3 separate regions of the Homo sapiens genome follow, and all the other regions are linked to region 2. Evidence: read pairs that join two places in POLR2A ChIA-PET (ENCODE). Cell type or tissue: A673. All regions are shown on one strand. Each heading gives the region's core, and the rest is flanking DNA. Links, peaks and the distances in the headings are about the cores only. Region 1 overlaps MACF1 (microtubule actin crosslinking factor 1). Region 2 overlaps MACF1 (microtubule actin crosslinking factor 1). Region 3 overlaps MACF1 (microtubule actin crosslinking factor 1).

Region 1 (10,650 bases), core at 5,196-10,195, 67 kb before region 2:
GGGTGTCTCACTTGCTTTCCTAGCTGGGTGCATGCAGGATGCTGGGAAAATACAGTTCATAATTTTCTCAGGGTACGCTTACACGTCATAACGAAACAAATAAACATAATGAGACAGTCTCTGTTTTCATAAGGAAATCTCCAGCCAATGGTCACCTCTTGGGATAGTATTTCACTGGCCAGAGATGCAAAGACGTGTGAACAATTCTCTAACGTCATCCTTCCAGGTTACTACAGCCATGCCAAAGACACGCAACATAGGCATTAAGGCAATCTGAGACTGTAAACAGTGGTTAGCTAGCTCCTGCACGCTTCCATGAGGCCTCATTAAGAAGGTCTAAACTCAAGTGAAAAATAATGGCTTACTTTAATTGGGGCTTTAGAGGCTTGTCTTCTCCCTTTTATTTTCCTTCCTCTCTCTGTAATTTCCATCTTCTTGGTCCTTATGCTCTTAAGCTCACAATAGTAAAATTCCCACATTTCTGGTGCTCTCATCTCGGTCAAGAGACCAATGAATAATTAATTTATCCCAAGCCATGCCTAGCTAATATTAGCTTAATATGCTACAACTCCCATGGATATTTGCATTTTAAAAGAAAATATTTGAAGATGCAAGGCAATGAAACGATTCTTGGTAAGGAACATTTTATATACATATCACTTGGAAGAAATGAAAGCTCTTTCTTCAGAAATAAACTTAAAGCGGCCAATTTTAAGAATTAAAAAAGGTGTTAAGGGGGCAATTAATACTTTTACTTTGATAATAGAAAAGGCTGGGATGGGAGGAGGCGACAACAAACAATAAACAGTTGGAAGCTGTGAAAATTGATTTCTGGAGCAATCCCACAAGTAAAAAGTAAACATTTTTCTCGAACTAGAAGGAAACACCAAATTCTGATTAAGCAAAATTTATGTACTAGCACTTGAATTTAGTAGTAAAGGTACTCTTAATATTTACATTGATTCAAATATTTCCCAAAATTGGGTATTATAGTCCTAAAGTTAAAAAAAAGAGAAGATTCCTAGTACTTGGTTGACTACTGTGATAGGATTTTCCCCCTCACCATTCTTTTCACTGGAGAAAAGATCTACCATTGAACCTACAGAACCAGACATGACGGCAGCCACCTCAAGTTCAGTTCATTGACCACCAAAGAGGCTGTCTTTGCTAAGGGAGTTATGCTGGCCACCTGAAACTGGCTGATGCGGGCATGTTAAAATTCAGTTCTAAGCTATTGTTTAATGGGTATAGAGTTTCAGTTTTACAAGATGAAGAGAGTTCTGTGGATGGACGGTGGTGACGGTAGTATGACACAAATATACTTAGTCCTGTACTTAAAAATGGTTAGGATGGTAAATTTTATCTGTATAACAATCTGAAAAAAAAAATGAGTTCTATTTCAAAATGTGTCTTTTAAATCTTCATAAATGAAATTTCCTAGATGTTCACTTATCTGGGGGAGCTAATATGTCTAATGATCAAAAACATACACAGTACCTTAGGTACAAGTATACCCATTATTTAGGCAGGAGCACTTTTTTTCTCTCTATCCAAAACATCATGATTTCCTGTGCCACGGATACATTCAGAAACTGAAATATCTGATTTTGGCAGTACCAGGAGACTGGCAAATCTAGCTAGTAAAATATTTTCATTTTTTTACACATGACTAAAAGCTACATGCAGTTTGAGATATCTTCTACCTTTTAAAATAGCTGTGTAAAAGGAGGTAAGAAATGATAGTGCACACTGGTGTTAAGAACCTTGTCACACATCTTGTACTGTCCTCAGTATAGCATTCTCTACATTCCAGAGACCCAAGGAAATATGCAACATAAATGAGTACAAAACCTACCATAAGCACTGTTTCCAGAAGCCACATTAATCCTTATAGAACTTCCAATATAGTTTCAAGTAACTTTGTTCTCTTCTCATCCTTCATACCCTTCTAACTTATTATAATCCATCCTAGTCCTTAGGTGTTCATCGCCTAGCACCATTTTTTATTTGATTAAAAATAGCTCATCCTGCCCATCACTGACAGAGTTACGAAATTTAAAACTTCTGGAGAGTTCTCTCCACAGTCAATGGATTGAGATGATTACTGAGTTCCAGGAGAGCACTCCTGGAGAGACACAGGAAAGTCTTACCTTGCTTGTTCCAAGGGATGCTAAAAAAGGTTACTAGCTTTCATAGAAAATAGCTTCTAGATGGCCCTCCCCAATTTCCTTGGGGTTCCAAATTTTAGATACTAAGATAAGGACAAAGCAAGCAGTGTTCTCCTTGGCCAGCAGCATGATGTTATCATAAATAGAGCAGGCAGCAAATAAACAGGCAATCAAGGATTCCAAAATGCCACATGCAATATCTCTTTTATTTAGTCTGATCATACATGACAGGAAAAATAGGACCTTATTCATAGATTTGGAAAGGAATAAAGTTGTTTTACTGAGTTAAAGTTAAAATGGCATATATTGTTTCTCATTAAAGCAATAAAAGACAGCTTTTAAATTCTAAAACTAAATACTTTCAAGTTTTTAAGTGTTTTCAAAATTACTTTTTTGTAGACAAGAGTCTTGCCTTGTTGCCCAGGCTGGAGTGCAGTGGCATGATCATGGCTCACTGTAGCTTTGAACTCCTGGGCTCAAGCAATACTCCCACCTCAGCCTCCAGAGTAGTTAGGACTACACAGGTGTGTACCACCATGCTTAGCTAATTTTTAAATTTTTTTTTGTGGAGATGGGGTTTCACTATGTTGCTAAAGATGGTCTTGAACTTCTGAGCTTCAACAATCCTCCTGCCTTGGGCTCCCAATGTACTGGGATTCCACTGTACCTGGCCCCAATTTTTTTAAAAAAGGAACCTCTAATGAAAATTATTACTGCTGAATTTTTACTCTGGTTTACTGTAGTAAACACAGAATGAGTTAAAATAAGAGGAACTACTTAGGGGCATATCTGAATTCATGTGAAAACTGCTATCTTTAGCTCTGTCCTCACTAAATGCTTCAGAATATGACTATAAATCATTTCCAAAGAAGTTATGTACTGTACAGCAAACATTTCTGCTAGGTTTATAAATAAACCTTAATAATTATGCAGGTGATCCAATAATAAACATACACAAAGGTGTGTCAGCCTCTGAAAGATATAACATGCTGACTAGGGGCACATACTCCAGACCCAGATTGCCCTGAATTTGAATCTCATCTCTGCCATTTACTAGTTGTTTGTCTTTGGGCAAATTATTTACGTTTTCTATGCCTCAATTTCCTATTCTGTAAAACAGAGATAAGAGCATCTACACTTCATATGAGGCATAAATGTGTTACTTGTAAAGTACTTGTAATAGTGTGTGGCACATAAAACTATATAAGTATTTGTTAAATAGAAACTCAAAACAAATTCCATGGACACTGTCTCAACAGTATTTTATGCACCATCAACTTGAGTAGTTAGAAAAGCTATGGTTTGGCCATTTCAAGCATTCATGAATGCAGCAGATACACAGAACCAAGAGATGTTACAGTTTAAGAAGCAAAGCCATTCTCAATGGGCTAGGGTGTGAGGAAGAGGGACAAAGCTTAAAAGCCAACCTATGGGAGACTGACTGGAAATCGAAGAGCTGGAATCAGAGCGCTTTATTTTACTCCCAGGATGGTGAACTAGAATAAAAAATACGTAAACAGAAAGAAACAGACAGGGCAGGAAACGCAGAAACTAGTCAAGAAAGACAAATTGGCAGACAGTGGGGGAGCCTCCTGTGCACCCACATGCAGCTCTGCTAACAGGAAAAAGGCAAGGACATAGCTGAAGAGGATTTAGCAATTGGAACCGGTCATCTCTTCCCTGTTGCAGTCCCCACACACCCCCTAGCTGCAGATGCCACCACTCATGCTCATATTAAATTGACAGTCTCCTTATGCTTCTGGGCTGGTGGGCCAGCCTTTTCACATTTAGCAGAAAGACACCCCATGGTCTTGCTTAGGTGGCCACCTGTCTTAGAAGTGAATGGGCTCACATGTAGGTGTCTTTATCCTTCCTCCTGGTCCAGGGGGCTCACCAGTTCTTCCCTGTATGAGAAGGGCCTAACACTCTCCCTGAGTATCAGCCACAGGAATTACAGGCAAAGGGATCTGAGGCACTAAGAGGGAACCTAAAGGGCTTCACTGGGCTCCTTTCTAGGATAGTGTTAATTTAATACCCCAAACAAACATTCGAGTAACACCAATACACTCTTAATTCTCATTACTGCATTCCTCTAGACCTACCTCCCCAAATAGCATCAACCTCTTCAGCTTTTTCTCCCTGGCCTATGCTGGCACCCCTGAGTTCTAATCTGTGCTAGTGGGATGACACCTGGGCAGCTTAACAAAATAAAAAACAGACAGACCCCACCATCAATGCTTCCTGTAAGCATAAAAGATCACTGCTGGGGGCATACCTAACACGTAATTCATGCTTAGAATGGTTCCTTACCTCGGCAGGGATCATTTTTCACTAAAAATTCATCCAAGGCCATCCATCCTCCACCAACGCGAACCATCACGGTGCTGCGCAGAATACGGACCAGCCGCAACTGCTGAGAATCCCCAAACTGTAGAATCAAAGGAAACTTAATTAATATATATGTCTTAAAGCAGATCTATGTTTTTCTCCCAAAGCAGACTGTATTCAGACAGGAATGACAATTTGATAGCTACAGAAGAATTGTTAACTCTCACAATTTTGCATTTTTATATATTTCACAAAAGGATTTTAAAAATAGAAAAGCAGAAATATCAAGCTAAAGACTGGTGTCTTGATATACTTTTTTCTTTGTGAGACAGAGTTTCACTCTTGTTGCCCAGGCTGGAGTACAACAGTGTGATCTCAGCTTACTGTAACCTCTGCCTCCCAGGTTCAAGCAATTCTCCTGCCTCAGCCTCCCGAGTAGCTGGGTTTATTAGGCGTGTGCCATCACGCCCAGCTAATTTTTGTATTGTTAGTAGAGACGGGGTTTCAACATGTTTGCCAGGCTGTCTTGAACTCCTGACCTCGTGATCCGCCAGTCTTGGCCTCCCAAAGGGCTGGGAATACAGGCATGAGACACTGCGCCGGGCCAATATACTTTCTATTGGGATAAAAATCACTTTTAATGGTCACACCACTGCCTCTGCACCAAAAGGAGAGGTAGGAAAACAGACAAAGTGTTAGGTCACTTTATTTTTTTAAAAGAGATTCTGCTCAATTAAAAATTCATATTCTTGGCATGCTAATTTGTTTTCCTAAAAGAAAGATTGTGGATATCAACTTCTGAATACAGTATGCTTTAAAGCTAAATGGAAAATAGTGAATACTATTTCAAGCCTTAAGGAAACCTTTGCAAAGCATCATTACAAGCTTAGAAGAAAATCTGATTTTCTGCATCAGGTTTTCAGGAATTAACCCGAAGTATTTGCTAATTGCAGTGTCACCAGCAGAAAAGTTTCTTCAGCTGAACAAATGATTAGGTCATATTTATACTAAAATTGAGTTGAAGCAATTAAAAATTGTAGCTCCCATGATGATTATGAACAGTATCCAATAATCATTTTAGATGCTAAAACAAGCATATTTCTGATTATTTATGTTTTCCCTTTTTTCTTGCCCAAACATTCCTACTTCCCAGCTCTAAACATCTGGAGTTTCTCATGGCATAAATTACCCTCTTTCCAAAATGAAGTAAGGAGCAACAAAAGAGAAGTATGCAGAGTTTCCAAAACAAACAAACATCTGGTAGGAGAAATGGAATTCCTAAAATCATTCAATTCAAGGGTTCCTCGGGTATGGAGTTGGTAGGATTTTCTTTTTCTTTTTCTTTTTTTTGAGATGGAGTCTCGTTCTGTCGCCTAGGCTGGAGTGCAGTGGCGCGATCTTGGCTCATTGCAAGCTCCGCCTCCTGGGTTCATGCCATTCTCCTGCCTCAGCCTTCCGAGTAGCTGGGACTACAGGCGCCCGCCACCAGGCCGGCTAATTTTTTGTATTTTTAGTAGAGACGGTGTTTCACCGTGTTAGCCAGGTTAGTCTCGATCTCCTGACCTCGTGATCTGCCCGTCTCGGCCTCCCAAAGTGCTGGGATTACAGGCATAAGCCACCACGCCCGGCCAGGATTTTCAAAGTTATAAAGGACAACTGTAACTTTAAAACAAGGCAGAAAAATTGAAAATGCAAGAAAGGATATCTGAGGTCATATAGCCATCCTCCCTCAAAATTAATATACTTGTGGTAATTCTCCATATTCCTTAGCTGCTCTGACTCAAATGCAGTATTTGCACAGGCAAGGCAATTGAAAAATACTGTATCCTCCCTCCCAGCCCTTTACTTTGAAAATAAAAGAAGTCCCACACCTTTCATCTGATACAATTTAAACATGTTTATACAAAGTGACTGCAGCAAAAGCACTGTGTGGTAGCAGCAGCACTGAACCCAGACTTGAAAGAGAATACACGTCCTGTCCTGGGAAGGAAGCTGCCCCCCAGGCTCTGTGAGAGCCCCCTCTCAGAAGCTGGGCCCCACAAGTGAAAATGAGAAGCCCTGTGGGAGGTTCTGAGAGATATGGAGGATTCCACCCAAGAGCAGTGCTCTTGGACCTGAGTCACTGCAAAGGGTTTTCTCTGGATGGGTGAGAGGCAGGGAGTATGCACCTGTGTGTACCCCAGGGTGAATCAGGAAGGAACCACAAGAGTACTTTATTCTTGGAATACTGTGTACTATAATTTATCACTCCATATATTTCATGTCCCCCCCAACCTTAATTTCACACTAAAGCTCTCTTTGAAAGATTCTAACTTGTTTCTGCTAAGCTATGGGGGAAAGGAGGTTTGACCAAGCCAGCAGCCAGTGTAGCTGGGGAAGTTGAGGCCAGAGTCACAAGTGGTAGGAGGGATTATGGCAGCTCTAAAAATGGAGACCTGTGCACACCTGGTAGGACAAGGTTGTCAGTGAGGCAAAGAACAAATAAGAGTCCTAAGGGTCAGTAACTGTTGTTTCCACCTTTTAAAAGGAAAACCTCTTACAGAGACTTGGGTTCTTGCAGTGGCTGACACTAGCTGTGTGAGAGTAGGCATGTGATCTTTGAGGCCTCAGTTGCCTGTGTATAAAATGAACTTCATAATTCCGTTCTCAACATTAGAAGTCATCTGACCCTCTCCTGATCAATGGAGCAGTAGAAGAGGGTGTCAGGACTCTTCAAAGGCACCCTAGCATTCACACACAGTCATTAGCAAATAGGCATATTGGACACTCTCAAGCAATGATGTTTTTTTAAAGCCAGTTTGTTCTCATCTTTAGTTTTTTTCTCTTATCCCCTGTTCTTCCCACTTGCCTAGAACATTTCTATAGTGACTTGCAAGGCCTGGGATGTTTGAGGGCCTGAAATCAACAACTAGTGTTTATAATTTCATATCAGAGAGACAGATTTTACTCATGCAACTTCCTTCCACATTGGAGGACACAGGACCCCACAGCACTCAAAAAGATCTGAAAGGTTAGAGTTACCAAGTGGAGTCAAAGCATCCAATCTTTTTTGCAAGTCTAATTTGGTCCCATTAAATCTTGGCTGGCTGGCCATAATCAGCATACTTCAGGCCACGGCCAATTACGATCTCCACACTACACTTCTCAGATACCTTGTAATTATAACATACAATATAAGTAACTACAAATATTAAAAAGATATTTAAATAGTACTGAAGTTCTTCAGGAATTGACTTACCATACATTACAAAATTTATTAACTGTCAAAAGATTCTAATATAAATAAGAACTGTGCTATTTGGTAATCTGACTTCTAACACAGAAGTACAAAACCAGGCTCTTCTTAGAAGTGTAATGGACTGATACCATAGCTTCACTTTCCTCCATTTCATCTCCTTTATAAAAAATTATACTTATATTCTTTTGCTGCTAAGATAGCTTTGCAATGCTGGCCCCATCAACAGTTTCTCCACTTGGTAAGACAACCAGGTGCGACCCAGGCATGCTTCAGATTACATCCTCTCCCCATAGCGAAGAACAGGCAGCATTAGCTACACAGACCATATCCATTGAGAAGGAGAACATTGCAAGGCACACTGTACCTGATTGCCGAGGAAGAACTATAGACAGTAAAGAGTAAAGGATGGAGGAAAGGAGGGGAAAAAAAAAGAGAACATTTTGTCAAATTAACACTAAAGAATGAAAATCATATCATTACATTTTTCTGGCAAAGTGACACACACTGAACATATTCTTACCAAGCTCCTGCCACAGGGATGTGGTTTTAATTTTTTTTTTTTTTTTTGAGAGTCTCGCTCTGTTGCCCAGGCTGGAGTGCAGTGGCGCGATCATGGCTCACTGCAACCTCCGACCCCGGCGTTCAAGCAATTCTCCTGCCTCAGCCTCCCTAGTAGTTGGGATTACAGGCATGCGCTACCAAGCCCAGCTAATTTTTGTGTTATTAGTAGAGAGGGTGTTTCACCATGTTGGCCAGGTTGGTCTCGAATTCCTGACCTCAAGTGATCCGCTCGCTCGCCTCTCTACCTTCCAAAATTCTGGAATTACAGGTGTGAGCCACCACGCCCGGCCAGGGATGTGGTTTTATAAACTATGAACTAACTCTCCATGCTATGTTGTTCTTGTTAATTCATTTCTCTCATAGATAATTAAAAACAAAAAACAAGAAAACAAAATCCAACAAGCAGGCATAAGATTATATGGAGCTTTATTAACTAAATGCCCTAGGTTATATTCAAAGCAGATTCACCCAGCACTCCTCAGGAGACTGCAGCATGGGGTAGATTTGGTGTACTTTGAGGACATTTTGGATATACTAATGAAACATGGACCTTCCTGTGTTTCTTAGTGCAATCTAAATCCTCTTTGCCAATCATAGATTTTTCTTAGGACTTTAGAGAATCTTGACGAGCTGTTGATATATTTTAGGAGACCTGTTTCAGATCCTTCTATGTCCCTGACCCTGGTCCCAAAAGAAGCTAAAACACAAGTATAGTTCACTGTCAGTTATGGCCACACCTAGCATGGCTTTCCAGGGAAGACCACTGAGCCTGATGTCTCCTCAGTGCTCCTGGGCCCCATTTGTAGCCCAGCTCAGAGCAGGCACAGTGTCTGTTGGGGCTTCAACACAGTTTCCCCAGGCCTCTCTAGCCTGGGAGCCACTCAGGCTCACAATGACCATCTCTTTGTGGGCAAGTGGTCAGTCAATAGATATAATTGTTTCCAAAGGTACCTTCATCCCCCTAGGAACTTTGTCAGATGTGAAGTGACAGCTCTGAAATATCTCCTATCTTAAAACTTAAATACAAACTACTACTATCTAGGTAGATATGGGACTAGTTTTCAGATGTAACAGGGTACCTGACACTTGGCATCTATAGAGATGAGGTCAGAGAGTGACCACATCTCAAGTCCGATGGGCTCTGGGCCTCTAAGCATCAGGAGGAAAAGGTGGGATCAGCCACATATGAGAAACCACCACAACAAAGGACTGCTTTTTCTCTTCCTTACCCGGTATTTATTCTCTCCGATCTGCTCCACCTGAAACCTTTTTGCACATTTGCACTGAGCCACTTGTCTTGTAACCTATTGGGTGTGAACAAAAAGGAAAGTGTAAAGGGTAGAGCAAAACTTCCTATTCAGAGAAACAAAGATTTTTATACATTAACAGGGAGGCTATTCATTATTTACATTTTTTTTTTTTTTTGAGATGGAGTTTCGCTCTTGTTGCCCAGGCTGGAGGGCAATGGTGCGATCTCGGCTCCACCACAACCTCCGCCTCCTGGTTCAAACAATTCTCCTACCTCAGCCCCCCAAGTGGCTGGGATTATAGGCACGCACCACCAGGCCCAGCTAATTTTTTGTATTTTTTTAGTAGAGATGGGGTTTCTTCATGTTGGTCAGGCTGGCCTTGAACTCCCGACCTCAGGTGATCCGCCTGCCTCAGCCTCCCAAAGTGCTGGGATTACAGGCGTGAGCCACCACGCACAGCTCATTATTTACTTTTTAGGCATTTCAGGCTTTTGACATATACATTTATTGTCTGTTCCAAATTAGTATATGTTCTTCTTACTAAGTGAACTAATTGAGACACTGAGAAAAGGCATGAAAGAAAATTCCCAAGTGACTATACAACACATTCTTTATTCCTGCTTCAAAACTCCTTCAGAGAAAAGTGCTAATATGCTTGCATCAAAATCAAATTATTAATAAAGCAAATTATGAACTGCTTTAAATTTCACCCTAGGAGCCCAAGATTCCCTGGAAGTCAGTCCTGGTGTGTTCCAGGGCCACTCCTAAGACCTGTCCCAGCACCTCTCCCTTACCAAGATCTGTTATCAACAGATGTTAGGGTTTCTAGATGGCACTAATAAATTTGGCAGTTTCAATGTGGTAGTTCTTAACAAGGCAGAAAGCATGATGGGTATACACCATTTTAAACATTACATTTTACTCCCCTTTTAAACATTTGTTTTTATTTTTTAAGACAAGTCTTGCTCTGTTGCCCAGGCTGGAGTGTAGTGGCATGATCACAGCTTACCACACCTTTGATCTCCCATGCTCAAGTGATCCTTCCACCTCAGTCTCCTGAGTAGCTGGGGCTACAAGCACTTGCCACCACACCTGGCTAATTTTT
Region 2 (9,342 bases), core at 1,749-6,748:
CTTGGGAGGCTGAGGCAGGAGAACCACTTGAACTTGGGAGGTGGAGACTGCAGTGAGCCAAGATCGCACCCACTGCACTCCAGCCTGGGAGACAGAGCGAGACTCCATCTCAAAACAAAACAAAACAAAACAAAACAAAACAAAACAACCAAACAAAAAAAAAACCAAACCAAACAAAAAAAACAAAAGAGAGAGAAAGATAGATTTGGAAGCCTTTCCCCATAGAACAGTGAGGAGCTGCCATCTCAGAGGTTGAGTGCAGAGAGAAGAGAAGAGACAGATGACAGAGTTTAAGGAACCACATATTTAGGAGATAGGAAGACAAACCAAAAAGGAAAGCAGAAGAGCAGCCAGAGAAGAGAACGGAAGAGCACAATGTCCAGAAAGTAAATTAACTTTCAAGAAAGAAGATCTGATATTAAATGCTGTACAATGAAAGAGGGGAATAGTGAGGCAGACAAGGCCACTAGACTTGGCAACTAGGAAGCCAATGAATATCTAAGAGAGCAGTTTCAGCACAGTGATGGGTGTTGGATCAGATTAGAGGGGGTTAAGGATAAGCAGTGGTGAGAAATAAGTATGGATCCTCCCTTCTTCTTGAGACTGTGTTCTTTTGACTTCCATGACACTGTGGTACCCTGGTGCTATCTTTCTAGCCAGTCCTTCTTTGTCTCCTTGGATTCCTCTTCCTCTCCTCTTGAGGCAACTAATTTCACAAGGTTATATCGTTGATTCTCTTCTTTTCATCCATTCACCAAATATTTATTGGTATCTACTATGTGCTCTAAACTATCCCAGGCACTAAGGAAAGCACACCGTGCTATGAGAACATGGGTCATGGGCCTCAACCTGGCCTGGAAGCTCAGGGTAGGTTTCCCTGAGAAAGTGATGATGTGGGCCTCCCCCTGGGACTAACTGAGAGTAGTCTTTCCAGTTCCAGAGTGGCATGATCATCACAAAATTGCTTGGTTATTTCCATGAAAGAGGTCTCTGGGTTGAATCACCCCCTCTTTTTTGAGACACAGTCTCACTCTGTCACCCAGGTGGAGTGCAATGGTGCGATCTTGGCTCACTGCAACCTCTACCTCCCAGGTTCAAGCGATTCTCCTGCCTCAGCCTCCTATGTAGCTGGAATTATAGGCACCCACCACCAAGCCTGGCTAATTTTTGTATTTTTAGTAGAGACGGGGTTTTACCATGTTGGCCAGGCTAGTTTTGAACTCCTGACCTCAAGTGATCTGCCTGCCTTGGCCTCCCAAAGTGCTGGGATTACGGGCGTGAGCCACTGCGTCCAGCCCCTGCTCCTCAATATTAGAAAAGAAGGCAGAATAAATAATACAGAGAGAAGAGATTTCTAAAAACCATCTCTTTCATTTCGTTACTAAGGAAAATTCTTATCATTGATGACAAAGAAACAAACAGCTTAGGTATGAATTTAAAGAATTAGACCAAAACCAGAGCTTATCCTTTGGGAATGAATTGCAAGATGACAGAGATATTAAATGGTTCACTTGATAAATACAATTAATTCAAGATGGAGAAAATCTAAGGCACATATAATTTCTTTGAATTATCTTCTTTCCTTGACTCATATATACACATGACCAAATGTTAAAAACATTAAAAACACATATTTGCTGAAACTGTAAAGAATTAAAGACTTTCTGTAAAACATCTCAATCTGGTATGAGATTGGCAGACAGATGAATTATATCTGTATTTTAAGCTGCTTGCTTCTGAAACTCTGCCGATATTTTTTGGCTCAGCCCTCAATGTTTTAATTAAAGATTGATTAATATTAAGAGATGTCTTTCCTAAAGATGCTGACTTAGTAGTTGCCATTGTACGGTAACAGAGGAAGATAACATGGTCTATGATAAAAGCTAATTAGGCCAAAATCCCTGAGATCATTAGAGCTGATCTAATGGGCAACTGAGTGGCTGGGGAAGTCACTGAGCTGGTAATGTCTTCTGGTTAATTCTGGTTAATGATTTGAAAATAATATGAATTTGTAGAGCATACAAGCCAAGGCCAAAATGGTCTCAGAAAAACCTGCTGGTTGTAGGATTCTGATAGAAATGCATAAATGAATTAATGAATAAATAAATATGTATGTATATGTATGTGTACATAAAATATATTTTAAGCTGTGTTGAATCATGACCTAAACTTGCCTATTATTCCCACTCTAGGGCTAGAAATAAGCCCTATTGTTCCCACAAAAACTGCTCAGGAAGGCTCTCTATCCATCCACTTGTTTCATTGTTATCAAACTAATTTTACTTTATCCTCATAATTTCCATTTTTCCAATTTTCAAGAAGAAAATAATCTGGTGCTGGGCCTTAGATCAAGTCTTCTGGAGAATGATGATCCCTAGGCACAAAGAGGGGTAACTGTTCTTATTAAAAAGATTTCACAGGCTTGATACAATGGCTCATGTTTATAACCCCAGCATTTTGGGAGGCTGAGGTGGGCGGATCACTTGAGCTCAGGAGTTCAAGACTAGCCTGGGCAACGTGGTAAAACCCCATCTCTACAAAAGATACAAAAATTAGCTGGGTGTGGTGGTGCATGCCTGTAATCCCAGCTACTTGTAGGGGCTGAGGCAGGAGGATCGCTTGAGCCTAGGAGGTTGAGGCTGCAGTGAGCCATGATCATGCCACTGCACTTCAGGCTTGATTGACAAAGTGAGACCCTGTCTCAAAAACAAACAAACAAACAAACAAAAAATGAAAAAAAAAAAGATTTCACAATATTCTAATTTATATGTCTAGATAAGCTTCTTTTTAAAAAAAAGCATATTATCATCTAGTGAGCTGAGCACCAAATATAAGCCTAATACTTTTAGATATATCACTTCATTTAATTTTCATAAAAATCCTAAAGGTATGATTTACCAATATTTGTATTTTACAGTTAAAGTAAGTAAGATTCAGAGAGGTTAAGTAATTTCCCTGAAGGTCACTCAGCTAGTAAATGATAGAGCCAGGATTCAAACCTGGATACTTCTGACTAGAACTTGTATTCAGTTTTTTTCACTACACCAAACTGTCAACTAATTGAGTAAGTAGCAATGACTCTGTGCATAAGAAGTAGCACATTTCTTTCTTAGTTTTGCCCTCTTATACTGAAAAAAGATTGTGTTCCCTTAACATATACTAACTAGCAGAGAAGGAAGGAAGCCCAGAAGAAAGATGGAGAACTGAGGAAATCAGGCTAAGATTAGAATTTCTTCAGGACACACAAGGATATATACCTCAAGTCTTGCAGAGTAGATAGCATTTTGAATCCTAGAGCTCACATGGCTTATGAGAAATAAAGAATGTTCATCCAGTCAGTCAAATATTGTCTCATCTCCAACTGTGTATATACCAATATGCTAACTACATTAAGGGACACAAAAGTGAATTAACTGAGGGGATAGGACAAATGGATATAATCAGAAAATGTCAAAATTAGGTGGTATGTGATAAAAGCCAAGTGAGTTATACATTGTAAATGATTAAGAGATCAGGAGTAGTGAGCTGGGGAGATCAAAAGCCTTTATAAGGCCGGGCATGGTGGCTCACGCCTATAATCCCAGCACTTTGGGAGGCCGAGGTGGGTGGATCACCTGAGGTCAGGAGTTCGAGACCAGCCTGGCCAACGTGGCGAAACCCTGTCTCTACTAAAAATACAAAAAAATTAGCCAGGCAAGATGGTGCGTGCCTGTAATCCCAGATACTTGGGAGGCTGAGGCAAGAGAATCGCTTGAACCTGGGAGTCAGAAATTGCAGTGAGCCGAGATCGCACCACTGCACTCCAGCCTGGGTGACAGAGCCAGAATCCATCTCAAAAAAAAAAAAAAAAAAAAAGCTTTATAAAGAAGTGGACTTGAGCTATGACTTCAGAAATCAAATACCTAAAATGTATAAGGAGTGTCTGGGGTAACTGGATGTAGTGTATGGTCTATATAGGAAATAACACTGGAAAGATAGTGGGGATCAAATACATCCAAGACTGGAGACACAGAAATAGGCTAGTTCTGAAGGATACAACCATTTATCAGATCAGATGGCCTTCGAATTGCTTTGGGGGAAGGATAAGCACTTACAGAAAGAACTGTGAATACAGACAGAAGGTCAGGAAATCATTTTGGAGATGAAAATTTTAGAGGGCTATAGCATAATTTATGTCTGTTTTTTTCCCATAGGAACCATGTATGTATATGCTAGCTATCCAATCACACCAGCTCTCTGCATTCTTAACAGAGGGTCCTTTGTTCCAAACAGTAAGGCTCAAAAGAAACATAGTCTGATAAAATCACACTGAGATCAGTACTCCCAGCTGGTGCAAGGGCTGATGCCATTCCATAACACACCCTACAGGAAGCAGCCTGAGATACACAGCTGATTGATTTCCACAGCAGGAGCCTTGTGGCAGTGTGGGGTGGGGACTGGTCAGGCATAGAGAAAATTCTTCAGTCGCTGACTCAGATTAGTTCCCCAAGATCCTGACTCTATCTGTGTAAGTCACTCCCGGAAGCAACACTATTTCTTAACTAATTTTCTTAAAAGGAGAGGAAAACCACAGAAGCACCCCCAGCGAGTGGAACTATTTAATCAGTTAACTCTTACTTGTCATGGGATCTGAAGATGGCAAAAATCAAATTCCCTAGCTTTCTAGAAGTAAGCTGAATAATTCTTTCATTGTAAGGGGCCGTCATCCTGTGTATTGTAGGTTGTTTCGCAGCACTTACTAGATGCCAGTAGCAGCTTTTCCAGTCATAACAATAAAAAATGTCTCTGGGCCAGGCACTGTGGCTCATTCCTGTAATACCAGCACTCTGAGAGGCTGAGGTAGGCAGATCATTTGAGCTCAGGAGTTCAAGGCCGGCCTTGGCAACATGGTGAAACTCTATCTCTACAAAAAATACAAAAATTAGCCAGGAATGGCAGCATGCACCTGTAATTCCAGCTACTTGTGGGGCTGAGGCAGGAGGATCACTTGAGACTGGGAGGTCGAGGCTGCAGTGAGCCATGATTGTGCCACTGCACTCTAGCCTGGGTGATGGGAGTGAAACTGTTTAAAAAAAAAAAAAAAAAAAGGAGTGGCGGGGAGTGGGAGTCTCTGCAAAGCTATGCTTGGTTGACAACCACTGGTGTAGCATAAACTTTGGTGCCAAACAGACCTTCCCAATCCCAACTCTAATATTTACTTGCTATGTGGCTCGAACAAGTTATTTTAACCTCTTCAAGTCTTAAGTTTTCTTATCTGCAAAATAGGATTTTAAATGTCTGATTTAGAGTTTTTTTCAGAGATCATTTAGACTCAGATCTTTCTTACTGCATTTACCACTACATCAGTACCACTGTAATTCTCTGTATCTGTTTCCCTTACTATAGATGGTCTCTGACTTAACAATGGTTCAACTGAAGATTTTTCAACTTTATGATGGTGAAAGTGATATGCATTCAGTAGAAACCATACTTCAAGTACCCAATCATTCAGTTTCTCTATTTCAGTACAATATTCAATAAATTACATGAGCGAGTCAGCACTTTATTATAAAATAGGCTTTCTGATAGATGATTTTGCCTAACTGTAGGCTAATGTAAGTGTCTGAGTATGTTTAAGGTAGGCTAAGCTGAGCTATGATGGTCAGTAGCTACTTTTTTTTTTTTTTGGAACGAAGTTTCGCTCGTTGCCCAGGCTGGAGCGCAATGGCATGATCTCAGCTCACTGCAACCTCTGCCTCCCGGGTTCAAGCAATTCTCCTGCCTCAGCCTCCTGAGTAGCTGGGATTACAGGCGCTCGCCACCACGCCCGGCTAATTTTTGTATATTTAGTAGAGACCGGGTTTCACCATGTTGACCAGGCTGGTCTTGAACTTCTGACCTCAGGTGATCCACCCACCTCGGCCTCCCAAAGTGCTGAGATGACAGGCATGAGCCACCATACCCGGCTGTCAGTAGGTACATTAAATGCATTTCTGACTTACAATAGTTTCGAGTTATGATGGGTTTTTCCAGACATAATTTCACTGTAAGTCAAGGCACATCTGTACACTGTTAACTAGAGACTATCTGAGACTCCAGTACCCACCACAAGGACTAGCACAGAGCAACTGCCCAGTAAGGATGGGTTAAAAGGAATATGGAATCACTTCCTTTTAACCTCCATCCATGAACCATCACCATGTGTAGCAAAGATCCATATTTCAAATGACATGACTGGTGGTAGAAAAATAGTTTATGACGTCCTAGAGAGTAAGTGTATTCCATTAACCTTCTATAGTCAATAAGAGAGACTCGTAGTTGAAAAGCACTTAGTGGTGGCAAAGTAGGGAGGGTGCACATTCTACCCATAGCTGGGTTTTTCCAACTGGGACAGCTGAGACTTGTGAAGAATCCATTCAGCAGGAGACAGCCCTTTACAGTGATGGTTTGGTGCAGTGACCTGACACAACTCCCTGTGGAAGTCATTTTATTCCTAGTAAACCAGCAACTCTAACAATAAACGGCCCTTCAAAGAAACTCATCGTACTTCCTAGAAGCTCATAGCTTATTAGCGAGCTTGAAAGTGCCCAGGATATTTTTCTGAAGCTCCAGAACCAGCCTAAGGCTGAGACCATTTACCATTCATTTCTAGGCACAGTGAGGATCAGTCCTTTTCTGCAAGTCTGTGCTTATCTTAACCATGTTTACTAATCAACTACTAAACGATCAATACATACAAGTTCTGCACAGGATACATTCTAGTTTTTCTGGAAATATATTTCTTCCTTCTTATACAAATGATAAATCTTAGTTGTGAATGCTACATACTGATACTGTATGTGAAGAATTTTAGTAAACTCAAATCCAACTGCTCAGTCCTTTTCTTTGGTTACAGATATATTTGTTTGTTGCTTTTTTTTTTTTTTTTGAGATGGAGTCTCGCTCTGTCACCCAGGTTGGAGTGCAGTGGCGCGATGTCGGCTCACTGCAACCTCCACCTCCTGGGTTCAAGCGATTCTCCTGCCTCAGCCTCCTGTGTAGCTGGGACTACAGGCGCATGCCACCATGCCCGGCTAAGATGGGGTTTCACCATGTTGGCCAGAATGGTCTCGATCTCCTGACAGCGTGATCCACCTGCCTCAGCCTCCCAAAATGCTGGGATTACAGGCATGAGCCACTGCGCCTAGCCTGTTTGTTGCTTTAAAATCTCACCTTGCTATCAAATTTCCAGACAGATTTTTGTAAAATCTATCAATCCTTTCTTGATGATTTTACTACCTTCCATTCAATTTTACTACCTTCACTGGGGCATGAGGCTCCTTTAAGATGATGCAGTGGCTGCAAGCCTGGGATTTTGCTTGTGACACTGATATTTAAAATACAACTGGCAATATTTTAAAAGGGAGCTGGAAAAGGTTCAACATGAAGCAAACTTAAAGGCCTTAAAGGCTCCTTCACCTTCTCCACATCCAGTTGCTATGGTGGGGGTGGAGAGGATTATTACAGAGCATTGGAATTCTTTGTGGGGTGGGGAGGTGGGGGTGGTCACATAAGGGTTATAAATATCAGCAGCCAAACTCTTGGTTGGCTGTGGAGAACAACTGAGAGACTGTAGTCTCCCCTTAAAGGCACAGAACAAGGAAGCTCCCTGAAGTATGTCCACAAAGGAAGTTCCTCTTCTCTTTGGCAATGCATCATCAACCAAACACCTGCATCAACAACTGACAACTGTACGTAAATTCCAGCCAGGGAAAGTGACCAGGAGGTGTTAAGCCAGACACAGATTAAGGCCAGCAAAAATAAAGAATCCAGAGCCTGGCTTAAAGGAAAGCTGACTTAGAAGTGGTTGTTGCCACTACACACAGTCATAATCAGATTATCAGAAGGCTGCTTGTTACATAAATATTTAACTAGTAACCTATTCCACCTGAATTCTAAGTTTCCCATGTATAGGTGGCAATTTCTTCCAGGGCTATAGTTCTCAACAGAGGGTAATTCTGCCTTCCAGGGAGACATTTTTAGTTGTACAACTGGGAAGTTACTAGGTCAGAAATGCTGCTAAACAGCCTACAATGCACAGGACAGCTTCTCACAACAAAGAATTATCCAGTCCAAAATGTTGATAGTGGCAGGCAGAGGTGGTGGCGTGAGTGGCTGCCCCTTTCCTCCCCACCCACCCCCAAAAAATGTCAATAGTGCCGAAATTGAGAAATCCATTTTAGGATACTGTCTTTATTTCCTTGGACCCTAGTTCCTATTTGGAGTAGCTTTGTTTAAGGAAGAAAGGAAAAAACCAAGACAGGCCAAGGAAGGGTCAGCACAAGGTGGGGGTTGGCAGGGATAGAGGATACCCACTCATCTTGGTAAAGCTGGGGAAACCTAAACCTCCAGGTGACAGACAGGTCATACCAAGTGTGATTTCCTGTCTCTCCAAGGGCAGGTAGATAACGCTAACCTCATTTGCTCTATCCTCCAGTGACTCACTCTCAGGCAGGTGTACTAACTGCCAAAAACGTACATGAGCTGATACTGTCCTTGTAATCATTTGAAAGGAAGGAGTAAACTGGCAGTCTTTCAACTCCATGCTGGGCCCTGTCTTCCAGGGCTTTTCTTTTTCTTTTTTTGGAGACGGAGTCTCTTTCTGACACCCAGGCTGGAGTGCAGTGGTGCGATCTCGGCTCACTGCAACTTCTGCCTCCCAGGTCCAAGCCATTCTCCTGCCTCAGCCTCCCCAAACAGCTGAGACTACAGGCATGTGCCACCATGCCCAGCTAATTTTTGTATTTTTAGTAGATACAGGGTTTCACCATCTTGGCCAGGCTCGTCTCGAACTCCTGACCTCAGGTGATCCACCCACCTCAGCCTTCCAAAGTACTGGGATTACAGGCGTGAGCCACCGCCCCCAGCCTCTTCCAGGGCTTTTCTCATGTGCACATGAAGATGCCTAAGCTTGCTTTCTATGTGGCAATAAATCAATCAATCAATCAATCAATCAATCAATCAATCAAATGAAGGCGTTTACAAGACTTTCTTATTCTGTTTTCATAGTAGGATACCTAGGTCCCCCGGTAGAAACTTCAAGTATACTGAGACCCTGATCCTGGGCTCTGCTCAACCTGAATTAGGAATGAAAATAATCCTAAGGAAGCCTGATGCTGCACCTATTAGAACCCAGCAGCCCAGCCTCAAAGACAAGAAAGGAAAAGACCAACTGGTTTGGGTGCTTTATATGCACCACTGGGTGAAGTGAACCACTATGAGAAACTCGCAGACCCTAAAGAGGTCTGTCAGTCAATTTTTCCCATTGTTCGTTCGTTCGTTCTTTCTTTCTCTTTCTTTCTTTTCTTTCCTTCCTTCCTTTCT
Region 3 (10,650 bases), core at 3,150-8,149, 110 kb after region 2:
GCGATGAGAGTAAAGAGTTAATAATGTTAGGAAATGCCATTAAAGAACTAAGAATATGCAAGTAAAGAAAAAGAAATGCTTAAATAAACTACCTGTGCCTGTCCCCGGGAGCATGATTGGAAGAAATACAACTTTAACTTATTAGTTAAGAAAGAGGAATGGAATATATCAGGGAGACAGCCACATTTCCATACTTGAGAGCTGGTCTACCCATTTCAGTTTCCTTGCAATAAGATGTCAATTTCTGTCTAACCCACAGCCAAACAGCTCAAGCTCCAGAGACCAAGTGCTCAGCGTGGTAAAAGTTCTGAAAAGAACCAGAAGCCAGGACAGATGCTCCCGAACCTGACGGACAAGCTGAGGAGCAGACCCAGGTGACTCCATGCCCCGATGACGCCGCCAACCCGATGACCCTGACCTGGAGAGGAGGGAACAGAGCAGCGACCCTCGAGAAGAGAAGATATGACAACCACTGCAGAGGAGTTACCCTATGACAGAAGGTACTCTGTGGGAGGGAGGAGATAATAGCCAATGATTATATTCCTCCTTCATACTTGCAGTACCTCTGAGAGAGACATTTTAGAGACAACATCTGAAAAGTCAGGTTTTCATCCTTCATTCCAAATTAATTAAATTAACAGATTATTTGCCCAGGTGAATGTAAAACCACTCATAGGTTTACAATACCTGAAAGTGTAAAAAAATAAAAATAAAAAAACTTAAATTCACAAATGCTCAAATTTTACCGACAAAAAAAATGAACTGTTTTGGGTTATTCTAGTTCTCTTATTCAGACTTTTCTATTGAAATGCGAGATTCCCCTTACTTCTCACAAAGGAAAAGTAAGTTCCCTATTGCATATACATTTCTATTTTAATTTGAGATGTAGCTTGAGCCTTGTCTTGCCAACTCTGTGTAATATACATTCACTAAATATAAGTAGTCTTTCTGCTAATTTAATTACCAGCACTCCTGAAGAAATAATTCATTGGAGAAAAAGAATATAAAATTGATTTGAACTAAATACTAAATGTAAAACTATTTCTTAAAAATTAATATTGCTTCATAAATAACTGCACAAATATTACATCTAAATAAGATTTTAATGTTTCTTTGAATTAAAATCAATTTTAATTATCATCCAAAAGAAAACTACCAAGGAGGAAAATTTTGACTCAGGTGTATTTCTTTGTTGTTGTTGTTGGTTTTTTTTTTGCATAAGAGAGTAAAAAAGAATTTGATATCAACTAATCCCCTTCAACCTTTTCTTCATGCTCAACACCTCATCCTTGGCTCCAACTATTACATTAAAATAAGAAAAATGCAAAGAAAGTACAATGAGCTCAAAGTGGCTCAGAGGAGAAGACTAGGCCTTTACTTCAATAACATACCCAAAGAAATCTTATTAGCAACTTATTTAAGAAAAGAAAAGGAAAAAAAGGAAAGAGACAGAACAACATCGATTAAACTCTATTTGAATGTAAGCCAAACTTTATTACAACAATGGCCCATTGCCCTGGAGCTTTCAAGGATATAAACAGCAGCAGCTGATATGGTTTACTCTCTTTCTCAGAAGTAATCATCCCCACTGAGGCAACACCCACCATGGAGTCCTGGAGCAGGTCTTCAAGGCGGGATAAGCTGGTGTTGTGGTCACAGGAATATTTTCGTTTAATGGAATCTTGGAGGTTCCTCAAGAATGACTCCAGCTCTCGTGCATCACTGAAGAACTATGGGAATACAAAGTAAGGATGCCTTCTGCTCAAAACATTAGAACACCGGAATATTAACTAAGAAAGAACAATTTTACTGTGCAGAGCTTAGCAAAGCTGATTACACCCTACTGCATTAGTGACAGTTTATTACAAGGACCACTGAAACATAAACCGAAGGGCTTAAAAAGCCATGCAGCAAAATATTAGTGCTGACTACCCCAAACCCTACCCTACCGAAAAGTTAGCCTGTTTCACCCCCTCAGAAATCACTGCTCTTTCCTCTTGACTTCTGGCTAGGTACAGCATTTGGCTGTGGGGTGTATTTCATGAAAAACCTAAGGCTGAGTGATCAAATGTTTCAATTCATACTATGAAATAATCACGGAAACTATTTAATTTAGGGGCAAAAGGCCAGGCGCGGTGGCTCACGCCTGTAATCCCAGCACTTTCGGAGGCCAAGGCGGGCAGATCACGAGGTCAGGAGATCGAGACCTTCTTGGCTAACATGGTGAAACCCCGTCTCTACTAAAAAAATACAAAAAAATTAGCCGGGCGTGGTGGTGGGCGCCTGTAGTCCCAGCTATTCGAGAGGCTGAGGCAGGAGAATGGCATGAACCTGGGAGGCGGAGTTTGCAGTGAGCAGAGATCGTGCCACTGCACTCCAGCCTGGGCGACAGAGTGAGACTCTGTCTCAAAAAAAAATCTAGGGCAAAAACAGAGGTAACAGCTTATTTTCTCCTCCCACCTCACCTGAAAATAAGAAGTACATTCTTTCTCTCTTTCTTTCTTTTCCTTCCTTCCTTCCTTCCTTCCTTCCTTCCTTTCTTTCTTTTCCTTCCTTCCTTTCTTTCTTTCTTTCTTTTCCTTCCTTCCTTCCTTCCTTTCTTTCTTTCTTTCTTTCTTTTTATTTAGACACTTGCTCTGTTGCCCAGGCTGGAGTGCAGTGGTGTGATCTTGGCTCACTGCAACCTCTGCCTCCCAGGTTCAAGTAATTCTCCTGCCTCAGCTTCCCAAGTAGCTGGGACTACAGGTGTGTGCTACCACACCCAGCTAATTTTTGTATTTTTAATAGAGAAGGGGTTTCACCATGTTGGCCAGGCTGGTCTTGAACTCCTGACCTCAGGTGATCTGCCTGCCTCAGCCTCCCAAAGTGCTAAGACTACAGGTGTGAGCCATGGTGCCCGGCCAGCAGTACACTCTTTCATGTTCTGACAGATTGAAAAAAGAAAAAAAAGGTCATAATATTTTACAGCTACTCCCATCAAGAGGTGGAGTCTATTTCTCCTCACCTTGAAGCCAGGCACAGCCACATGTCTGGCTTTAACCAAAGGCACATTAATAAATGTGACACAAGCAGAAAAAAAGGACTTGTGCTCTAGGACTCGCTCTCTCTTGCTGCTTATGAAACACAGCCACTTTGTGAAGAAAGCTGCTGGATGCTAGAGACACATGGGTTGGTGCTTCAGCACCTAGCCAACTCTCAGACATGAGCAATGCCATTTGGGACCAACCAGCCCCCAGCCTGTCTGCAGCCATGAGTAAGACAGGCAAGATAAGATGAACCACTTAGCTGAGCCCTGCCCAAACTGCTCACCTACTGAATCATGAGCTATCTAAATGACTATTGTTTTAAGCAACTAAATTTTAAGGTGGTGGTTTATACAACAAAAGCACACTAACGCAGATGTGTTTGTAACCTCACCTTTAACATACATATGTACACACACACACAAACACAGAAATCCATCACACCTGAAAATAAGCAGTATTCTCTTTCACATGCTGCTCAACACACAGGCACAGCTGCTTCATCCACTGCAACTGGGACTGGACAGCAGCACTGTAAGCCTGCAATAAACAAGCACACAGACAGAAGGGCTTGAGTTTAACAGACTCAATATATATGCGCAATACTATTTTCCAAGTACAACTCTGCTAATGATAGAGAAGCCAACAGAAAAGATGTGGAGATACTTGACTGGCATCTGCTCAATGCTTCCCACGAGTAAGAGGTGTTCCTTTAATCCAAAATGGTTTTGTTAGAGGGGGTTACATAGAAAAGGTCTCTTCCACACTCAGTTGTAAGTAAATGATCTAGGCAGCAAAACCCAGGCATAAATAAATTCCTCTGGAATTCTTCCACTGTTTCTCTTCTTTTGGCAAAGGCACCACACCAACAAGAGTCAAGTCAGGATCTGTCTGGATAGTTATTTGAAGAAATATGGTCCAAGTCACTTTTCCTCTGAAAGCTGTGAGCCAATGCCCCTTCTATTGTTTCTCTTAGTAGTTTCCTTAGACTAACAAAAATGTTTGCAGGCTTTTGAGGGACATAGGAACAGTCAGGAATGAAAAGAGAGAAGACCCAAGACAAATGTTCCCTGACACTTCCTCCAAGTCTTTCAGTGGAACAAAGTCTCTAATTTGAATACTTTTATAACAACAACCTCTCAGCATTTGACCTTCACACATTCTCAAGTCACACACCTCCACTGTCTGCTTGGCTGGGTGGTTCTCAAGTGAAAGTAGTTCTGCTGTATCTTGTAGAGAACGAAACACATCCTGTTTCTCCTCCAGTTCCATTGTCAACTCCTGAAAATGGAATTCAATTTTACAGCATAAGCACTCTTGGCAGTGGGGAGCGGATAGCATAAATAAAAGCTGTGTTCCCTATTTTAAAGGAACCTACAATATAGAATTGGTGGCAAAATGAGATGTATAAACAGTGCATGCCAGAGGATTGCAGAGAAGGGCACAAACACTGGAATTATTGGAAAATGATTCACAAAGGACATGGGACCTGACCCAGATGTGAGTAAAATGGGGGAACACAGAATAAGCATTGGACCAGAGACAAGAGATAACTTGGCTGGAGTGGACAGTTCCTGCACGTCAGTACCCACACCAGTACATGACACACCAGGACATGGGTATCAATGACTGGTTGGCTTTGCTTAGACTATTCAGCCTACAATGTCCTCCACTGACTCTAAATTCTATTAACTGCAGGACTCAATTTAAATAGCTCTTCTGTGAAGCTGGATACTGATCCTTACTATGCTTTCAGAGCACTTTCTTTATATCTCTGTTATAGCCTAATTTCAGTTCTCACACAGCCTGTTTATTGTATTATAGTATCCAATCTTCCTTCTTTAATTCAGTAGAATCATATGCCATTCTCCAATCAGAAGAAGCCTATATTTTTTAAGAACCCTAAATCAATAGAATTAAACTGTCTAAAGTGCATGTTAAAAACAAAAACAAGAAACTCCCTATTTGCATAGTTTACAAAATCTTTAAAAATCTTCTGAGTGTGAAAATACTAAAAGTAGCAAAAACTAATCCTAACTTGTCTACATCTTTCATTGAAAAGAATAAAAAGCAGTGTCCTATTGTCCAATGTTAAATTTCCCTTCCCATTTTTACAAACGAAGAGATTGAAACAAAAAAGTTAATAAATGAATTAAGGAGAATTCAGAAATTTGTGGAAAGTCCAGAGTATATCCCAGTTGAACAATACTAGACTAAATGCTTTGTCTAGATTAGCTTATTAAATCTTAATCTTTTATGCAACCGTTGGGGAATACGTGCTATTAGGGGAGGGGGTAGCTTTGAAGTGGTGCTATTATCTCATTTTATGGAGGTCCAGAGAGATTAAATGACTTCCCAAGGTTATAGAGCTAGTTAGTAGAAGAATAAGAATTTGAACTTAGGCACTCCAAAGCCTATAATCTTAACCACAATGCTGTATTGCTTCTGAAATGACTCAATTTACAGGTTGCTGCTCTATTCACCCAAGACACTGCCTTTCTAAATGCATTCTAGATAAATTAACTCTAGGGTTCTACTGTCCCTCTCTCCATTTACACTTCTCACATGCATGGATGCATTGAGTAGGGCCCCTATTTCTATCTAGCAGAGTGCAACTCCAGCCACCCAAGCTTTCAGCAGACTAGGCCCTGTCTCCTTCTGCTGCTGTTAAATAAGTATGACAGGCCTGCTACTGTGCTAGACTCACAGAGAAGTAATTTCTCTTGGCTGAGATATTGGAATTGTTGTCACTCCAGTCATATGCTAGTTCCTCCTCCTCCTTCTCATTCAACCAGATCAACTCAGCTGTAGCTCTGGAAACAAATTTATGCAGGCTCTGAAGGTGCCTCATCCGGAAGCTAGAAGTTTCCTAGACAAAGCAAGGATTATAAGATTAGACTGGCAGCCTTTGTATCTGTAGAAGATAGCACATTTGACATCAAAGGAGAGAATAACTCAGGAAATTAATTTGCTCTTAATCTCTGGATTTTTCCCCATGGATTCAAGTTTTGTACAAGTTTGATATAAGACTCCCAGAACTCTTTTCAATCCTAAGTAGAAAACAGAATTCATAAGGCCTTTGTGGTGCTCCTTGGATAAAGAATGGTCCTGGGCTGTCCTACTCTGGACAATCTTGATAAACAGGGATGAAAAACAACAGATCAGAGGGAAAGTCCCCTCTCTACAAATCTCAAACTTTTAGTTTTGGTGTCTCAAAGCACATATAGCCACACGTTTGTTGAAGCACAATACCTAGGATAGGTTCTATTTATTTAAAACGTTCAAGAACAGTAGTTTCTGACCCATTTAGAAAATTGGGAAAATGTTATAATAGATATGAATAAGTGCATAGTAAATGATATAACCTAATAAGCAGAAAACCAAAACAGGGCCAAACCAGGAGATTTCTGAATTACGGAAGAGAGTTGATTGGGGGGAACCAGACTCTATGAGCAGAATGTAAGAGAATCGGCAGAAACTCACCTTCAATTTACAATACTGTGTCTCCAGCTTTCCAAGAGTTTCAGCATAGCTGGTATGGAAATTCTGGGACATCTTTCCCTGATTAAAAAAGAATGAAATAAAAATACATTAGAGAAAGAGTAAGTAAACTACGTGTTATGGTTGCAACTATGCAAATATTATGTCTAGATAGAGATATGGATTGGTTGCTCTAAGAAAACAGAAGCTTAGACAACAAATTTCTGAGTCATATTTTATAACTTGGAGCAGCACTAAGTGAGCAACAGTTGAGCAGGGTAATTACAAACAACAGACCTCACTATCCTGTGTTTCCAGCAATTCTGGTAGGCTTCTAAGCAAAACCAATGCCTGATTCCCACTCAACTGCTTTTTTGAAGGGAAGAGTTGAAATATAAACTGGGAAGATAGAACAGTGACTGAAGGAGAGAGGAAACTGTGTGAATAGTTTCTCTAAACCAGCGCTCAACTGCAGGCAGATGGGGAAGTAAAAAGTGCCTGAATTTATAGAGGCAGAGGGCCTGAGTTTGGATGCTGCATCCACTACTTACTAATTCTGACCTCAGCTTCCAGTATCACTTTTCATTTTAGTAAAAAGGGGTTAATAAAAATACTTTTCTCACAAGTTTATTTCAAAGATTAACAGATACACTTCATGTGAAAAGGGAATTTGTCATAAACCGCTCTTCATCATCATTATTCTTTTCCAGAGCACCCTCCTCCTTCAATACAGCTTTATTGTGTGTACTGTCCTTTCATCCGTTCCAACCACGTCCCTCCTGTAATGTGGATTCTGAAGGCTACGCACCTCATACAACCTGGCCTCCTTGACACTTGAGCCCAGCTCTTCTACACTCGTATGGATGTGCTGCTGTGTTTCTAGCTGCAACTCCACACTAGGCAGGTCATTGCCCCACTCTGCTCGCTCCAGTTTCATCTGAAAAAGAAAAAATATATATATGACATAATTTACTGCTGGCTTGGTAGGAAAATGGTCAGAACCAATGTTAGGACAAGGAACCAAGGGGTAGAGGACTGAGCAAAAGGACATCCAGGCCATCTCCTTCAATCTACAGCCTCTTACACAAAAATTACGCCATCATCACCGCTAAGAAGCAGGAGAACAGAGCCCACCAATTATACAACAGAGCAGCCTTTTGCTGCTGCATTATTAGTATACATTCCTGGAGTAATCAACCAAAAGGGAAAGGGAACTTCACAGGCTTAAAATGCTTAACTTTACAGTTTAGGCATTTCTCTTTATGGAGTCTTTTCATTTCACAATCATAACTGATATAACAAAGAAGTATCTGAAAATATTTAGCTTCATTTCATGACATCAACTACTGGCCAATGGAAGATAATTTTAAAACAGGTTACTTTGGGATATTTTTATTTATTGTTACATGGGGAATATATTATGCAGACATAGGAAGAATTTAATATAAAACAAAAGGGTTAGAAAGATAAGGGCAATATCAAATTTGAACCACTATCATTGAACACATGTAAATAGTGCCCCTTGGAACTGCGGAATACAGTAGCCTTGCTTAAACTTAAGAGTTACGATTGCCAGGCGCAGTGGCTCACGCCTGTAATCCCAGCACTTTGGGGGGCTGAGGCAGGTGGATCACCTGAGGTCAGGAGTTCGAGACCAGCCTGGCCAACATGGTGAAACCCCATCTCTACTAAAAATACAAAAATCAGCCAGGCATGGTGGTGGGCGCCTGTAATCCCAGCTACTTGAGAGGCTGAGGCAGGAGAATTGCTTGGCTTGAACCCAGGAGTCAGAGGTTGCAGTGACTGGAGATCACGCCACTGCACTCCAGCCTGGGTGACGGAGTGAGACTCTGTCTCAAAAAAAAAAGTTGAGACTGGGCATAATGGCTCACTCCTGTAATCCCAGCACTTTGGGAGGCCAAGGTGGGCGGATCACCTGAGGTCAGGAGTTCAAGACCAGCCTGGCTAACATGGTGAAACCCCATTTCTACTAAAAAAAAAAATACAAAAAATTAGCTGGGCGTGGTGGCGCACGCCTGTAATCTCAGCTACTAGGGAGGCTGAGACAGGAGAATCGCTTGAACACGGGAGGCAGAGGTTGCAGTGAGCCGAGATCGTGCCATTGCACTCCAGTTTGGGCAACAAGAGTGAAACTCCATCTCAAAAAAAAAAAAAAAAAAAGTTACATCAACAATGAAAAACGAAGAATAAACTCCTCTGTCAATGAGAGAATAAAAAAAAAAAAAAAACAGATTTACCCTATAAAAAATACAAGACATTCTTCACAGAAATAAAAAAAAAATTCTAAAATTTATATGGAACCACAAAAGACCCAAAATAACCAAAGCTATCCTGAGCAAAAAGAACAAAACTGGAGGAATCACATTACCTGACTTCAAATTATACTGCAGAGCTATAGTAACCAAATAGCATAGTACTAGCCTAGAAATGGACACATAGACCAATGGAACAGAATAGAGAACCCAGAAACAAATCCATACACCTACAATGAACTCATTTTCAACAAATGTGCCAAGAACATACACTGGGGTAAGGACAGTCTCTTCAATTAATGGTGCTGGGAAAACTGGATATCTGTATGTAGAAGAATGAAACTTGATCCCTGTCCCTTGTCATCATACACAAAAATCAAATCAAAATGGATAAACACCTTAAACTATGAAACTACTACAAGAAAACACCAGAAATACTTTCCAAGACACTAGTCTAGGAAAAAGTTTCTTGAATAATACCACACCAACATAGGCAACCAAAGCTAAAATGAACAAATGGGATTACATCAAGTTAACAAGCTTCTGCACAGTGAATCAACAAAGGAAAGGGACAGGCCAGGTGTGGTGGCTCACGCCTGTAATCCCAGCACTTTGGGAGGCCGAGACGGGTGGATCACCTGAGGTCAGGAGTTCGAGACCAGCCTGGCCAATGTGGTGAACCCCATCTCTACTAAAAATACAAAATTAGCTGGGCATGGTGGCGCGTGCCTGTAGTCCCAGCTACTTGGGAGGCTGAGGCATGAGAATTGCTTAGAATCCAAAGGTTGCAGTGAGCCGAGATTGCGCCATTGCACTCCAGCCTGGGAGACAGAACAAGACTCTGTCTCAAAAAAAAAAAAAAAAAAAAAAAAAAAAAAAAGGACAACCCACAGAATGGGAGAAAATGTTTGCAAACTACTTATCTGACAAGGGATTAATAACTGGAATATATAAGGAGCTCAAACAACTCTACTGGAAAAAAACTAATAATCTAATTAAAAATGAGTAAAAGATTTGAATAGATATTTCTCAAAAGAAGACATACAAATGGCAAACAGGCACGTGAAAAGGTGCTCAACGTCACTAATTATCAGAGAAATGCAACTCAAAACTACAATGTGATATCATCTCACCCCAGTTAAAATGGCTTTTATCCAAAAGACAGGCAATATACAAATGCTGGTGAGGATATGGAGAAAACGGAAGCCTCGTATGCTGTTGGTGGGAATGTAAATTAGTACAACCACTATGGAGAACAGTTTGGAGGTTCCTCAAATCACTAACAATAGAGCTACTGTATGATCCAGCAATCCCACTGCTGGGTATATACTCAAAAGAAAGGAAATCAGTGTATCAAAGAGATCTGCATTCCCACATTTGTTGCACCACTATTCACAATAGCCAGAATTTGGAAGCAACCTAAGTGTCCATCACAGATGAATGGAGAAAGAAAATGTGGTACTTAAACACAATGGAGTACTATTCAACCATAAAAAAGAATGAGAACCTGTCATTTGCAACAATATGGATGGAACTAGAGGTTATTATGTTAAGTGAAATATGCTAGGCACAGAAAGACAAACAATGCATGTTCTCACTTAGCTGTGGGATGTATAAATCAAAACAGGCTGGGAAGAGTATTACGGGATCAGAGGGAGGTGGGGATGATTCATGGGTACAAAAAAATAAAGAATGAATAATACCTAGCATCTGATAGAACAACAGGATGACTATAGTCAAAATAATTTAGTTGTACATTTTTTTGTTTAATGTTTTATTTTTGAGATGGGGTATTGCTCTGTTGCCCAGGCTGGAGCGCAGTGGTGCGATCTTGGCTCACTTGCAACCTCTGCCTCCCAAGCTCAAGTGATCCT

Evidence for each region. Peaks named below come from ENCODE experiments on the same cell type or tissue, not always from the same donor. Only the 100,000 strongest peaks of a DNase experiment are listed, where the experiment ranks them.
Region 1: POLR2A ChIA-PET joins it to region 2 with 6 read pairs; 4 of 35 experiments call an interaction of 5 or more read pairs at or near these places.
Region 3: POLR2A ChIA-PET joins it to region 2 with 6 read pairs; 2 of 35 experiments call an interaction of 5 or more read pairs at or near these places.

What each region holds. Positions count from the first base shown.
Region 1 is chr1:39,462,561-39,473,210 of GRCh38, reverse strand. MACF1 (microtubule actin crosslinking factor 1) reads right to left here. Exons shown (of 101, transcript NM_001394062.1): 94 at 9,525-9,599; 95 at 8,099-8,116; 96 at 4,479-4,596; 97 at 3,596-3,664. Among named protein-coding and RNA genes, the nearest start is that of BMP8A, 24 kb to the left of the region's middle. RefSeq lists a silencer at 4,957-5,097. In A673, for the core only: no CTCF peak of the experiment used is centred there; no DNase peak of the experiment used is centred there.
Region 2 is chr1:39,393,885-39,403,226 of GRCh38, reverse strand. All of the region lies in intron 58 of MACF1 (microtubule actin crosslinking factor 1), which reads right to left. Among named protein-coding and RNA genes, the nearest start is that of BMP8A, 93 kb to the left of the region's middle. In A673, for the core only: no CTCF peak of the experiment used is centred there; a DNase peak (open chromatin) is centred at 4,426; H3K4me3 peaks cover 305 bases; H3K27ac peaks cover 4,183 bases.
Region 3 is chr1:39,288,700-39,299,349 of GRCh38, reverse strand. It overlaps MACF1 (microtubule actin crosslinking factor 1), which reads right to left. Exons shown (of 101, transcript NM_001394062.1): 16 at 7,312-7,440; 17 at 6,507-6,584; 18 at 5,731-5,892; 19 at 4,200-4,304; 20 at 3,468-3,563; 21 at 1,605-1,730. Among named protein-coding and RNA genes, the nearest start is that of MACF1, 89 kb to the right of the region's middle. RefSeq lists a silencer at 299-455. In A673, for the core only: no CTCF peak of the experiment used is centred there; a DNase peak (open chromatin) is centred at 5,839; H3K4me3 peaks cover 655 bases; H3K27ac peaks cover 3,233 bases.